Regions from separate parts of the Homo sapiens genome. Here region 2 is linked to region 1. Evidence: read pairs that join two places in POLR2A ChIA-PET (ENCODE). Cell type or tissue: PC-9. All regions are shown on one strand. Each heading gives the region's core, and the rest is flanking DNA. Links, peaks and the distances in the headings are about the cores only.

Region 1 (4,375 bases), core at 253-4,252:
TAGAGCTGGTGTGTGTAGGGCTGGGGGTGTGTAGGGCTGGTGTGTGTAGGGCTGGAGGTGTGTAGGGCTAGGGGTGTGTAGGGCTGGTGTGTGTAGGGCTGGGGGTGTGTAGGGCTGGTGTGTGTAGGGCTGGAGGTGTGTAGGGCTGGTGTGTGTATAAGGCAGGGGTTTGTAGGGCTGGGGTTGTGTTGGGCCGGGCGTCTGTAGGGCTGGTTTATCCGAATGCACTGGGTGGCCTTGGGCTTTAGGGCCTGCACTTTTCTGTTTTGTGCATCGATGTGGGAGGCAGGGTGAGTCCCCACCCGAGGGAGGCGGAGGTGGAGCTCAGAGAAGCACAGAGCCCCGGGAGGCCCCCAGCCGGGAGGGTGGAGGGCGGCTGTGTCCCATACCTTTAGCCTCTCAGCTGGGCTGTGCAGCGTCCTCATGAGCCTGAGCTCAGTGCTGCTAAGGCAGTTCGTAGCACCTTCCTGTGCCTCAGTTTCCCCATCTGTCAAGTGGGCATGAGAATAATACCTGTCTCACAGGCATGCTGAGAGGACTCAGGATTCACATGTGTAAACTGCTAGGACCACCACAGCTGGCTATGGTCATTACTATTACTGTGTGTCCCAGGCATGCCATTGGTTCAGAGGTCACAGGTGGCCCCCATGAGGTGACTTGCAGGAGTCTGCTGAGCCCATGGAATTGAGCTGGGCTTGTGAAAGTGCCACAGGAGACAGGAATGTGTGACCAGGCTGGACTCAGCCCGAAGGCTGTGGGTGAGGACCCAGAGGGTGCCATGGGTGCTGTGCCCACCAGGCTGTCCTATGGCACGTGGGCTTGTCAGAGCCTCTGGCACCTGCAGCAGGGCTCCCCTGTCCTGCCCTCCTTGAATGTCCTGGCACAGAGGGCTGGTACCAAGACAGCAGCTGCACTGCCATTTTGCAGAGGGTTGGAGTTCTCTGGGTCTGTAACCCTGGCCCGGAGTTGCCTGGTGTTTTCTGGGATTGACTGGAAGCAAAGGAGGGTGGGCAGGTCCAGCTTCCTGCAGGGTGGGGCTTTGCAGGGCTCACCACCGGATGCCAGAGGATGCCGGAGCTTGGAGCCTGGGACCCTCACAGTGGACAGGTGCAGGAGCCCCGGGGCCCCACCTTGCAGCTTCAGATTGAGGGTCTGAGGTGGAGCCTGGGGCCTGCGGCTCCTCGTCCTGCCCGCCCAGTGCAGCGGCAGTGACCAGTTGAGGGTACTTTGGGAAACTCTGAGCAGAGGAGGGTGGGGGCCTGTGCCTCCCTCCAGCCCTCTGTCCTTCTGCAGAGCCTGTCCCTATCACCAGCTCACAGTCACCTCTTGGACTTTTGCAAAGAGAGCTCAGGGGATGAGGAGGGAAGCAGTGATTCTCAGGGACACCGGGAGCTTCGGAGGCCGAGAGAGCAGGTTTGAACTCCTGGCTGTGGGATCTCCAACATGTTACTTAACCTCTCTGATCTGAGGCAGCTTATCTGCATATCAGAGGCAATAGCACCACCTACCTGGACTGGCAGCTGTGAGGATCTAAGGAAGCAATACTGGTGTGGATGCAAAGCCCTAGGTGTGCCCGGTGTGCAGGACATCGTCCCGTGCAGTGCAAGCACCAGGTGCACTCGTGGTATTGATAACGATGCCTGCTGCTTTTATTGGGATGGTCGCAGATGGTATCATATAATTCTTATTAGAGATGGCTGTTATTTTACATGGCTGTTAATACGGAGGTTGGGAGGCAGTAATTGTAACTTTTATAAAGTGTGAAAGAAGGACTAAAGCTGCTGTTTGCAGCTTCAGGCCCAGCCAGGGACCTCAGAGGATGCTAAATGGTTGGCACAAAAGGGCCAGAGGTTCCAATTGGCAGGGCAAGGGGTGTACATTATAGATAATATGGGGGACGGGGCAGGGGGTGCACTTTATAGATAATATGGGGGGGTGAGACAGGGGGTGCAGTTTATAGATAATATGGGGGACGGGGCAGGGGGTGCACTTTATAGATAATATGGGGGGGTGAGACAGGGGGTGCAGTTTATAGATAATATGGGGGGTGGGGCAGGGGGTGTAGTTAATAGATAATATGGGGGTCAGGGCGGGGGTGCAGTTTATAGATAATATGGGGGCAGGGTAGGGGGTGTAGTTTATAGATAATATGGGGGTTGGGGCAGGGGGTGCAGTTTATAGATAATATGGGGGCAGGGTAGGGGGTGTAGTTTATAGATAATATAGGGGTCGGGGCAGGGGGTGCAATTTATAGATAATACAGGGGTGGGGTAGAGGGGTGCAGTTTATAGATAATATGGGGGTGGGGTGTAGGTGTAGTTTATAGATAATATGGGGGCTGGGGTAGGGGGTGAAGTTTATAGATAATATGGGGGTGGGGTGGGGGTGTAGTTTATAGATAATATGGGGGTGGGGTGGGGGTGTAGTTTATAGATAATATGGGGGTGGGGTGTAGGTGTAGTTTATAGATAATATGGGGGTGGGGTGGGAGTGTAGTTTATAGATAATATGGGGGTGGGGTGGGGGTGTAGTTTATAGATAATATGGGGGTGGTGTAGGGGGTGTAGTTTATAGATAATATGGAGGGTGGGTTGGGGGTGTAGTTTATAGATAATATGGGGGGTGGGGTAGGGGGTGCAGTTTATAGATAATATGGGGGGTGAGGGCTGTGGAACCTTCCTCTGTATTCAGTTCCCAGGAGCTTCTCCAGATGAGTTTCCTTTGCCCGGGGGTGCCAGGCCTGACGGGGAAGGGCAGGGGGTGGGACAGGACCTGCCTGGACTCCTGGAGAGGACTCTGATGTCTTCTGGGGAGGGGGCACAGAGTCAGTGGCCTGGCTTATGGCCTGGGGGCCGTTTGGCAGATGAATAAGCTCAGACTTAGAAGGTGTGGGTTCCTGGTGTCACAGGCTGGTGAGGAGTGGGGAGACCAGGCCTGGGAGTCCTGGCCTGTCGGGTGGGCTTCACTGACGAGGGATGGGCCGGGCACGGAGATGCTGCTGGCTATGGCGGACTGCACTCGGAGTCCTGTCGCTGGGGAAAGCAACCCTGCCCGTCTCTTGCCACCGTCAGGGGACGGTGTTCAAAACTGGGTCTTTTCTCAGCCTCAGTGGGCTGGAGGGGTCCCAGGCTTTCTAATGCAGGGGCTTTCTGCCCAGGGCAGGCTCTGAGGACCAATGTTCACCCTACAACCGTGGTGGTGGGCAGCTCGCCCCTCTGTGAGCAGGCAGCACCCACGCTGGGAGGTTCTGGACCCCGGCCTCCGCAGCCCATAGGTTTCACCATTACCCTGAAAATCTCCTTGCTCACCAGTGATAAAGGAAAGCAGCTCCGAAGTGCAGACACCCGCTCCCTCTTTCTTTCCTTTTCTGGCTGCCCGGGTCTCCAGTTCTGCTGGGACAGCCCTGGGAGGGGCAGCCCAAGCCAAGCCTGCATGTGCCCCCGCCCCTGCACGTCCCCCCGCCCCTGCTGGGCCTGTCCTTGCACGCCCTGGGCCCCTTCACATGCATACGCTCCCACCTCCCCTTCCTGCAGCTAGGGCCTGGCCGATTACAAACAGCTGCCTAGCCCTCAAGCAGGATTTGCAGGCCCCGGAGAGGGGCTATAGTCCGAGGGCAGTGTGGGCCTAAAGGCATGTCGGGGGTCTTAATGGAAGCCGACGCCCCTCTTGTACCCTGCCCGGCTTCTGTCCCCTGGAGGGTGGCGGGGGGTGGGGCAGGCACCCTGTGGTTGTGCGGAGAGCAGCTGGGAGGCTCTGGCTCCAGGCCTGGAGGGGAGGGGCTGCTGGGCTCCAGGTGGGCTCTGGGGTCCTGGCCCTCTTCAAGGTCTCTCCGGAGCCCGGAAACTGAAATGTCAGTTAAGGTAGAAATTCACATGAGACATACGAGGGAGGGGTTCGCTGAGACTTTTCTCTGCAGGTGAAGAGTAGGACTCTCTGGGACTTGTCTTCTTCTGACCTGACCCCAAGTGCCTTCACACTGTGTTTTATCCCGATGGCCTCTGTGTAAGGCAGGAGGTGTCATCCCATTTTACAGGTGAGAAGCAGGCTCAGAGGCCCTGCAGCTAGGAAGTGGCAGAGTTAGGCCTTTAAAATAGCCTTTGAGGCCGGGTGTGGTGGCTCAGGCCTGTAATCCCAGCACTTTGGGAGGCTGAAGCGGGTGGATCACAAGGTCAGGAATTTGAGACTGGCCAATATGGTGAAACCCTGTCTCTACTAAAAATACAAAAAACTTAGCCGGGCGTGATGGTGCATGCCTGTAATCCCAGCTACTTGGGAGGCTGAGGCAGGAGAATTGCTTGAACCTGGGCGGCAGAGGTTGCAGTGAGCCGAGATGGCGCCATTGCACTCTAGCCTGAGCGACAGAGACTCCATCTCA
Region 2 (4,375 bases), core at 181-4,180, 150 kb before region 1:
CTTTATAAATTTAATGATTCCTGGTGCCCTGCCAGGAGAAATCCTAGGTGTCCTGGTTTTAGGGATGAACCACGCGGTCACCCCAGCTGGGGGCGAGCAGAGGGACGGCTCCTCCTCCCCTGTTATTTGTCTTTGGGCCTTTGCCCCTCCCCTTGACCCTTTGCTCCTCTCTCCTCGTGCCCATCCCTAGACTGTCAGCTCCACGGGAAGAGGCCCCGCAGCCAGGACCTGCCAGCCCAGAGCCCGCTCACCGTGAGCGGTTGAATGAATCAACGCACGCAGGGACAAACCTGTGGGCGCGAATGCTCAGCCTCAGGAAACCTGTGCGCGGAAATGCTCAGCCTCGGGAAACCTGTGCGCGCGAAAGCTCAGCCTCGGGAAACCTGTGCGCGGAAATGCTCAGCCTCGGGAAACCTGTGCGCGGAAATGCTCAGCCTCGGGAAACCTGTGTGCGCGAAAGCTCAGCCTCGGGAAACCTGTGCGCGGAAATGCTCAGCCTCGGGGCTCTGGCTGCCCACTTGGCCTGGGACCTTCCTGCTCCCCTGGACCCCCCTGGTCTGCCCATCCTCCTCTGTCCCGACTCAGCTCAAATGCGCCTTCTGGGGATCCCCCTGGCCCACCCAGGCCAGGCGGCCAGGCAGGGCATGGGCTCCAGAACTCTTAGCGTGGTTTTCAATCACAGTCGGGCTAAGTGTATCAGGGCTGCGTGCAGGGCTCGGAGCGGGGGGAGTGTGTCCCTAGCGAAGGGCTCTTCTCCCACCCGCCCCTCACCCCTGCTGAGTCTCCCTCCCTACCCCTGTGGGGCAACTTGGGTGGGCCCGTGGGTCCTGGGGGCACTTCGGAGGTGTCAGGGCAGGCTTGTGGGGGTATCTAGGAGTCTAGTCCAACCTAAATCACAACTCCCCCTCTGCAGCTTCAGCCTTCAGCCCTCTTCTTCCTGCCGAGGCGAGGGGGCTGCTGGGAGGTTTTGGTCCTGCAGACTCGAGAGTCGCTGGGAGGAGAGGAAAGTATGTCGGCCCCAGGTCCCGGGCTCTGCTCCTGCGCTCTGGCCTCCGGTTTCTCTGGGCGTAGGAGAGGAGGGCAGGTGAGAGGAAGGGCGGGGCTGGGGGCTGCCCATGCTTCTCTCCCGCTGCTAGCAGTCTCCTTAGGAGGACCGCTCTGTGCGTGGGGTGGAGGTGGGGGTGTCTGTGACTTCTTCCCCAACCTGCCCCCAGGACTGCCCCACCCTCCACCCTCGAGCTGGGGGTCCCGATACTCCCGTCACATCCGTTCCCGTCACAACCTCTCTCTAGCTTCTCTTTGCAGGGCTGCCCTTGTGAGTGGGGTCCTTGAAGACCCTGGGGGTGGGGGGACAAGCCATGTGGCTGGGAACCGCCATGGGCCTCTGGGCACAGAGCTCCTCCCTGTACCTACAGCCGGCAGCCCCCCAACCCCAGCTTCTCCCTTTCTGCCTCCCCCTGCCTCCCTGCTGCCTCTCCACTGCCTCAACGGCGGCCCTGCACCCTCTTTCCTCCTGCAGGGAGCAGACTCGGGCCCTCTCTCTGCACCCAGATGCAGTGGGGCCGGTGGAGGGGTGAGCTTAGGTCGTGGGGGACAGGGGGCCTGGTGGCTCCAGCTGGCCATGTAGCCCACTCTGAGTCCTGTTCGCTCACTGGAGGATGGGAGTGACAGCCGGGCCCGGCCCCTGGTGGAGTCTGAGTGCCAGCTGTGGCCCACAGGGCTTGGTGAAGGGGCCTTGGGGTGAGAGGTGGGTACAGCGAGAGGCCGCCAGGCCGTGTCCTCGCCCTCCTGCCCTCTGCCTTCGTTCTCTGTCTCATGTGGGGGTGTCCATGGACGAGCCCCCTTCCAGGACGGGCCAGGAGGACCGTGAGCAGCGGGGCCACGTGGCTGGGGAGCAGGCTTGGTGCCTCTCTGTCGCTCAGGCCAGGAGCTCTCCCTGGATCCTGCTGCTGTTGCCTGCAGCTGGGCCTGAGCCAGGGAGGCCATCCTGGGGCCCAGGGGCAGGCTTGAGGTGGGGACGTGGCATCCGCAGCCCTGGCTGGCCTTGTCTGTGGGAGGCCTAGCCAGGGCTGAGTCATCAGGAGCTGGGAGCTGAGCAGACCAGGCCCAGCTGTCTGGAGAGTCTGGGCTTATCCCTGCGTTGTGACGAAATCACGGCGCAGAAGCCCGGGAGGGGGCTGCACTCGCAGTGGAAAAGCTGTCGTGGGCAGCAGGCTGGGCACTGAGGGGTGAGACCCTGGCCGCCCCCATGTCCAACCCACGCTGCCTGTCTTAGGGTGGCCCACCACGCTCACTTGCCCGGGACTGAGGGGCTTCCCAGGACTCAAGCCTTTCAGCTCTAGGGGTGGTAGAGTTTTGGGCAAAGCAAGACAGTTGTCACCCTAGTGGGGGCTGCATGGCTGGAGAACATTCGCTGGGGAACTCTTGATACAATGGCCTGGCGTGAGGAAATTGAGGCTCACAGCAATTAAGACACAGGCCCAGGGTCCTGAAGCTCCTAGGACAAGCGCCTGGAGTTTTTGGAGTGTGGCCTGGCGCTGTTCCTGCTGACAGCCACAGTGGTCTGGGGTGGCAATGGTGGCACAAGGCAATGAGCTCCACCCTCTCCACAATTAGTGGTGCTCCTTCCTGCTCAGCTGGAGGCAGCTTCCAGAATGCTCTGCTCTAGCACCCAGCCTGCATTCCAGATTTGGTGGGCTCTGTGGCAACTGGGCCAGACCAGGGTGTTTAGAGCCCCTCATCCTTCAGGTCTACTGGCACCCCATTCCTCTACACTGAGCAGCCAACGCCCAGCCTCACATCCTGGTCCTTTTCACACCCAGACACGTCTGTCGGCCCCTTTCCCCTATGCCTTCAGACAGGCACTGGTCCAACCTACCAGCTCATGCCAAGGAACCAGCTTCCTTCAACTGCCTTCCCTGCCTTGGTTTCCCATCACTGCAAGTGGGGAGAGGTACCTTTCACACTAGACTCTGTGAAGTTGCCATTCTCCAGACCTCACCAGCCAGTGCCCTGGGCTCCCCCCATGCCCACCCACAATTGCTGGGAGCCTCAGCCCAGGCCTCACCCTGGCTGATCTGATGTGCTAGGAAGGGCAGCCGGGCACCCTGTCTGTATTCCCTGCCGAACCTTGGGCTGGGTCTCTCCTGCTCCTCCTATCGGGGGCAGAGGTTAATGAGCACAAGCTCTAGAGTCAGGTAGTCTCGGGTTCAAATCCTGCCTCTGCTGTCCGCACATCAGTACAGCAGGAATACCACTGACTCCCTGCTGGGGAAATCCAGCAGCATCGGCCACTCACTGGCCGCCAGCACCAGAGTGCCCGTGGCGCATCAGGCATGGCTGGTTCCTCACTCATGTGGCCTCCAGATAGCTGCAGGGAGATGGGGTCATTATCTTTATCTTCTCCATTTACACATGAGGAAACTGAGGGCCAGGGAAGGGAGGTGAAGGCCAAGTTCCCCCAACTGGTGAGAAGGACCTTGTCTCCAGGTCTGTGAAAGGGGAAAGTTGTAACTGCCACTCAGGACTGGAGAAATGATGCTGCCTTCCCTCCAGGTGTGCCTCCCACGCCCCCCGGAAGCAATCGTATCTGCCCTTCCCTGCAGAGATTGCCACTGATTTGTTTTTTGTGATGACTGTTTTTTTTTTTTTTGGAGACACAGTCTCACTCTGTCACCCAGGCTGGAGTTCAGTGGCACGATCTTGGCTCACTGCAACCTCTGCCTCCTTGGTTCAAGCGATTCTCCTGCCTCAGCCTTTCAAGTAGCTGGGATTACAGGCACCCACCACCATGCCCGGCTAATTTTTGAATTTTTAGTAGAGATGGATTTTGCCATGTTGGCCAGGCTGGTCTTGAACTCTTGACCTCAGGTGATCTGCCTACCTTGGCCTACCAAAGTGTTGGGATGACAGGCGTGAGCCACCACGCCCAGCCAGTTTTGTTTTTTGTTGTGGTCCTCATTCCTAAATGATTTCATTTTTCCAATTTGTGATGCACATAAATGCAATCATGCATTTTAAAAAATTCTGTCCTGGGTCACAGTCCTTGTGCCACCTCTCTCACTGTAGCTTGTGCCTCAGCCAGAGGCAACCTCATTCAAGATGCTATGTTGGCAAATGAGATGCTCTTTGAGCCCTTGGAGGGCATAGGTGGCCAGGCTGTGTGGATGGGTGGGTGCGGGTCTCCTGTGTGTCCGGGCTGTGTGGATGGGTGGATGCGGGTCCCCTGTGTGTCCGGGCTGTGTGGATGGGTGGGTGCGGGTCCCCTGTGTGTCCGGGCTGTGTGGATGGGGGGGGTGCAGGTCCCCTGTGTGGCCCGGCTGTGTGGATGGGGGGGTGTGGGTCCCCTGTGTGGCCCGGCTATGTGGATGGGTGG

Evidence for each region. ChIA-PET counts read pairs that join two places held together with the same protein. Peaks named below come from ENCODE experiments on the same cell type or tissue, not always from the same donor. Only the 100,000 strongest peaks of a DNase experiment are listed, where the experiment ranks them.
Region 2: POLR2A ChIA-PET joins it to region 1 with 7 read pairs; 6 of 35 experiments call an interaction of 5 or more read pairs at or near these places.

The regions. Positions count from the first base shown.
Region 1 is chr9:134,655,011-134,659,385 of GRCh38, forward strand. All of the region lies in intron 1 of COL5A1 (collagen type V alpha 1 chain), which reads left to right. Among named protein-coding and RNA genes, the nearest start is that of COL5A1-AS1, 4.4 kb to the left of the region's middle. RefSeq lists enhancers at 1-649, 650-1,513, 2,570-3,377. In PC-9, for the core only: a CTCF peak has its summit at 1,464; no DNase peak of the experiment used is centred there.
Region 2 is chr9:134,500,959-134,505,333 of GRCh38, forward strand. All of the region lies in intron 1 of LOC100506532 (a long non-coding RNA gene), which reads left to right. Among named protein-coding and RNA genes, the nearest start is that of MIR4669, 120 kb to the left of the region's middle. In PC-9, for the core only: no CTCF peak of the experiment used is centred there; a DNase peak (open chromatin) is centred at 2,023; H3K27me3 peaks cover 918 bases.